2 separate regions of the Homo sapiens genome follow, and region 2 is linked to region 1. Evidence: chromatin loops called from intact Hi-C (ENCODE). Cell type or tissue: CD14-positive monocyte. All regions are shown on one strand. Each heading gives the region's core, and the rest is flanking DNA. Links, peaks and the distances in the headings are about the cores only.

Region 1 (2,919 bases), core at 104-2,603:
ATGGATCAGAGCATGGGGAGGAGTGTGCAGAGTTGCAATTTAGGGTATTGGTGAGACTGAATTGTGGCAGTTAAGAAGACCAACTGGAAGGCATAGGAGCTTTCTGGGTGACAAAGGTAGCAAACGTGCTCAGGTTCACCTGGATACAATGGAGCATTAGACTGCAAGAATTGATGCCTCAGTTTGGATGTTCCTGGAACAAGGGATCAAGTGCACAATTATCCCCACTGCCTTGGGGAAGAAACTCCGTGAGAGGCATGATGCATGACATCCTCTAAGCTATAATTGTACAGACTCCAGACACCTCAATTACTCACCCACAAAGACTGGTTCAACTACTGTGTGGGAGAGAACTGCCTGATCACAGGGTCTATTGCAAATTAGCCAACAGAGGCATCGTTCCCATTTAGAACAGGCAGAGAGGAAGGCTCACTTTAAGCCAAGGGGAAAGGCTGACATAGAGAGGGGATTAATGGTATCTCATAAACATAACAATATCTCCATGATGTGAGAAGGAGTCAAAGAACTCCTCAGTAAGGCGATTCCCCGTTGCCTAAAGCATCCCTCTGGAAAGCCTCAAATATTAATAGAATATTTCTCCTCTCTTTCTCTGTGAGTCCACTCTCCTCTCCATTTGAGATGCCTGAGTATTGGCCCTGATGCCTGAAGAGTGATACATACCACTAGCTGATGCAGGGACATTACTCTGAGCCCTTCTTTTCACCTGCTTTTTCTTTATGTTTCTGGAATGATTCTGGAATCCCCTGTAGCTTCTCTCTTAATCCCCCAGGAAATACTGACCTTATCTCTCAGTCTCTATTTTTACTATTTAGTCAAAAAGAGGCCAGCTTTTCTTCTTTTTTTTTCTTTTTCCAAATTTATTCCAGTGGAAAATGAACATGTAACAAGGGATAAGTGTTTATAGTCATGTAAACCAAGTCCATAGGACACAAGAAAAACGCCAGTGTTTGGTCATGTTGCTAAAGAAATAATGACACCAATACAAAGAGGTGTCTAAAACACCCGTCTTTCATCCAGGTAAAACAACAACCCCAATCATCGATTGTCTACCTGAACAAAAAAGTTACTGATTCATTAGTATAGTTCAGTCAGTTTGTGCGATACATACACGGCCTAACCCTCTCTACTGGCCTTTGTCTTGTGATTCCTTAATGACATTCAACAGAAGACCAAGTGGCTTTGACTACGCGAGACTCTGAGCACCTTCAGAGAGGGAGACAGTCCCAGAGATTAAGGCCATGACAGAGTCAATGGGTGTGGGGGAAGCCAAATTAGTCACTGATAGTTTTGCTGTGTCCCCACCCAAATCTCAAATTGTAGCTCCCATAATTCCACTGTGTTGTGGGAGTGACCAGGTGGGAGGTAATCGAATCATGGGGGCAGGTCTTTCCTGTGCTGTTCTCCTGAGTGAATAAGTCTCAGGAGATCTGATGGTTTTATAAAGGGGAGTTCCCCCGCACGTGCACTTCTTGCCTGCTGCCATGTAAGATATGCCTTTGCTTCTCCTTTGCCTTCTGCCATGATTGTGAGGCCTCCCCAGCAATGTGAAACTGTGAGTCCATTAAACCTCTTGCCTTTATAAATTACCCAGTCTCTGGTATGTCTTTATTAGCAGCATGAGAACAGACTAATATAGGCATCAAGAATGCCAACACTTAGAATCCTTCAGGGAGCCTCATGTCATCATGGCAAAGTTGCCATTTTCTGCTTGCCAGCCCCATCCCTACTCAAGCTTCACTGTCCGTCATTTGAGTGACAATATTAGAGCCTTGTAAGGAAGTGCCAGGCATTTTCTAGTCACGGAATCTTGAATTCACGGCCTTGCAGTTTTAAAAATCAGTGTAGAGTTTGAAAAGTCAATCACATTACTTTTCTGGGGGACAACCAATATCTTCTTGTGGCTGTGTCAAGCGTGAAAGAAGCTGAGCATACGTGGCACCGTGAGATACCACAGCCGTGAGAATAATTGCACCTGTGTTCTGGGCTCCTGCACTTGTCAAACACCACCCAGAGGTTTATATTTATTAGCTTGTTTGACCCTCATCACAGCCCGGCAACAATTATACTATTATATTCTGCACTTTATAGACCGGGAAACCGAGTTACAGAAAAGTTGAGAAACATGCTAAGCCTACACCTTAGTCAGTGCTGGAGCAGGGATTCAAAACCCTACAGTCATGCTCTCAACCAGCCCTGGTTTATCTGCTGCCTCTGCCATTCTCCAGGTGTCACCTTGAGAAATGTTCATCGTTTCAAGCCTCTATTTCCTCACTGACATCACCAGATAATTAAATTTCCCTCATTGATCAATTGTTAGGATTGGAGGGGATTATACATGCTTGGGCACAGGGGGCACCCCCCATATTGACCACTCAATACGTTGCCTGTTTCTATCACTGTCTCCAGCTGGCCTTTCCAGAGCACCCAGGCACATCATGGTTAAGGTGAATCACAGTGATGAACCGTCCTGACTCCACGCAGCTGGGTCACAGTGCCTGCTGTCAGTGGGGTTTGGTCCTGTGACTTCCAATCCCAGCATGAGTATGAAACCACTAGGCTCTTCCTCTCTACTGGCCCAGCTTAGGGGTCACACCAGCCTCTAGCGATGTCTTAGTGTCAATGGGGGATGCTGCCTGTCCTTTTAAGGGGCTTCTTTAAAAAACCTGAAAAAATTTGGGAGTTATGTTCCAAAGCCTATAATTTTAAGTTAGATGGTCTCAAAACTCAATTTCTGAATTTAATAAATTCTTTCCTTCAGTTCCAGCTGCTCTGAAATGACTCCCATGTCTCCTGATACAATTTCTGGCTCACTAGATAGCCTGAATATTTTAAGTACATCTATACCTCTAATACTCCCCAGATTTACTGAGAATCCATCCAGTCATTTGTGTATGATGA
Region 2 (2,919 bases), core at 116-2,615, 70 kb before region 1:
TGCAGCCAGCTTGAATTCCTCCTTAGAAAATGGGTTTTTCTTTTCTATCACATTGATAGGCTGCAAATTTTCCAAACTTTTATGCTCTGTGACCTCTTGAATGCTTTGCTGCTTAGAAATTTCTTCTCCCAGATACCCAAAATCATCTCTCTCAAGTTAAACGTTCCACAGATCTCTAGGGCAGAGGCAAAATGCCACTAGTCTCTTTGCTAAAGCATACCAAGAATGACCTTTACTCCAGTTCCCAACAAGTTCCTCATCTCCATCTGAGACCACCTCAGCATAGACTCCATTTTCTATATAACTATCAGCATTTTGTCAAAGCCATTCAACAAGCTCTAGGAAGTTCCGAACTTTCCCACATTTTTCTATCTTCTTCTAAGCCCTCCAAACTGTTCCAACCTCTGCCTGTTACCCAGTTCCAAAGTCGCTTCCACATTTTCAGATATCTTTATAGCAACACCCCACAACCTTGGTACCAATGTACTGTATTAGTCCATTCTCAAACTGCTATGAAGAAATACCTGAGACTGGGTAATTTATTTTAAAAAAAGTCTTAATTGAGTCACATTCTGCATTGCTGGGGAGACCTCAGGAAACTTACAATCATGGCAAAGGAGAAGGCAAAGGAGAAGCAGGCACCTTCTTCACAGGGCGGCAGGATGGAGTGACTGCAAGCAGGAGAAATGCCAGACACTCATAAAACCATTAGATGTCGTGAAGGCCAGGCACGGTGGCTCAAGCCTGTAATCTCAGCACTTTGGGAGGCAGAGGCAGGTGGATCGCCTGAGGTCGGGAGTTTGAGAACAGCCTGGCCAACATGGTGAAACCCCGTCTCTACTAAAAATACAAAAATTAGCTGGGTGTGGTGGCAGGTGCCTGTAATCCCAGCTACTCGGGAGGCTGAGCCAGGAGAATTGCTTGAACCTGGGAGGTGGAGATTGCAGTGAGCCAAGATTTCACCACTGCATTCCTGCCTGGGTGACAGAGTGAGACTGCCTCAAAAAAAAAAAAAAAAAAAAAAGCCATCAGATGTCATGAAACTCACTCTCTATCACAAGAAAAGCACGGGGGAAACTGCCCCCATGATCCAATCACTTCCCACCGGGTCCCTCCGACAACATGTGGGGATTATGGGAACTACAATTCAAGATGAGATTTGGGTGGGGACACAGCCAAACTGTATCATTAGAAAGTTATAAGATTAAAAGGTAATCACAATAAATGCAAAAGGATTAATATGACCTTTTAAAAAGTAAACAATCCTCTCCAATTAAGCAAAATTTAAAACTAAATGCTATGGTATTCAAGAAAAGCACTAAAACAAAAGAGGCTTAACACTTGAAAATAAAGAATAGATGAAGATATGCTAGAATATGACCCATAAAAGGCAAAATCAATATCAGACTATGTCAGAAAGCAAGAGATGTGTTTTATCTAGGGTCTAAGTAGGAAAACAGAAATTACTGCAAGTATTTTTAATAGAGGAAATTTAATGCAGAGAACTATTTACAGATATGGAGAAACTGACTTAACAAAAACAGTAAAGGATGAGGTGATGTTAAGCTAGAGAGACAAAAGAATAAAGCATGTCTCTGGTGTCCAGGGGTGACAGGGTCACTGGAATTACTGTAGGCCTATAGTTGGGAGGCAGTTATAAGGATGCAACCCAGACAGAAGGATGAAAGGAAGGAGGAATAAGTACCCTGAGTTTTCCACTCCTCCCACTATTAATCCCTTTCACAAGTCCCCCGCACTGACCCATCTGAAAGCCAGCTGACAAGGGAGCCCAGAATCCTGAAAAACACAACATGCACATGTCACCCTCCCCACACTACAGTGCAGAACAGAGGTGGACAAGGAATGAATATGGAACAAACAGGCCAACAACAGACAAAGAAAATTGAAAAGGAATGCATTTAATATTGATAAATGGCATGACCGCCAATATCATATAATAATCATGAATCTCTTTGCACTAAACAATATAGCTCTAAAAATTATAAAGTGAGAACCAATAATGGACAAGTAGGAAGGAATTTTGGGGGACAGAAACATTTAATACAAACTTCCAATGTAAACCCCTCTTCCATGCCCCCATGCCCGTATAGAATTGTAAGTCTAATGTTCATCAGTATTTTTGTGTGACTCCTCTCTTTGAGGGGAAACCCCCAAAATATTGAACTTCACATTGGGTCAATATAGAAAAGTAGAGAGGTATTAGGTAAAGTCATGAGACCTAGAGCAGGAAGACACATAAAAGAGTGGGTCCAAAGAATTAAAAAGAATCCTGGAAAGGTTTGAGGCTTCCATAAGTCATAGAATGATATACTCAAGGCTATGTAGATTGCACAGTGTGTGTGTGTCTGCACATTTGCATGCATACATGGTTCTAAAAGCAAGGTAAAAATCAATTGAAGGATTCAGAGCAAACTCCTAACAGAGGTTACCTTATGGAAGCAGTAGAAATGGATGTGTGACATCAGTCAGTGAACAGTTTGATGATAGACATGTAATAGATATTTTAAAGAATTTAATATGAAAATGTATTAACTAAGTATAAGGTTGTTAACTAGGTACTTGAGGGCGAACAAAGAGAATTGTAAGGTATTAGAGAGGAGCAACTTGCAGGAAACAGCTCAGAGATTGGGCCTCATGGGCCTGGGACCCAGACATTTAGGAGGAAAAGCTGGCAGATAGTGATTTTGAGGATGCCACAAAGTTTGTTTTGCACACATCAGAAAAAAAAAAAGCAAACTAATCAACTGCTACTTCTGGAGTGGAAAAAGGAACCAGACACAAAATCCAGAGGAGTGAAAATGAAGGAGCCAGTGAAGTGAAGTCTCCCTCTATCAGCCCTGCAGGCTGCCTCCAGGACCCCAGATTGGCAGAAGCTCAACATGAAGGCAGCTAGTATAA

The links. Hi-C counts contacts between places; a loop is a spot of excess contacts. Peaks named below come from ENCODE experiments on the same cell type or tissue, not always from the same donor. Only the 100,000 strongest peaks of a DNase experiment are listed, where the experiment ranks them.
Region 2: a loop joins it to region 1, with 2.0 times the contacts of the local background. A loop is called at or near these places in 4 of 110 quality-filtered maps.

What each region holds. Positions count from the first base shown.
Region 1 is chr15:98,003,874-98,006,792 of GRCh38, forward strand. All of the region lies in intron 1 of LINC02251 (long intergenic non-protein coding RNA 2251), which reads left to right. All of the region lies in intron 1 of LOC105371009 (a long non-coding RNA gene), which reads right to left. Among named protein-coding and RNA genes, the nearest start is that of LINC02251, 2.3 kb to the left of the region's middle. RefSeq lists an enhancer at 194-695. In CD14-positive monocyte, for the core only: no CTCF peak of the experiment used is centred there; no DNase peak of the experiment used is centred there.
Region 2 is chr15:97,933,941-97,936,859 of GRCh38, forward strand. No RefSeq gene overlaps it. Among named protein-coding and RNA genes, the nearest start is that of ARRDC4, 25 kb to the right of the region's middle. In CD14-positive monocyte, for the core only: no CTCF peak of the experiment used is centred there; no DNase peak of the experiment used is centred there.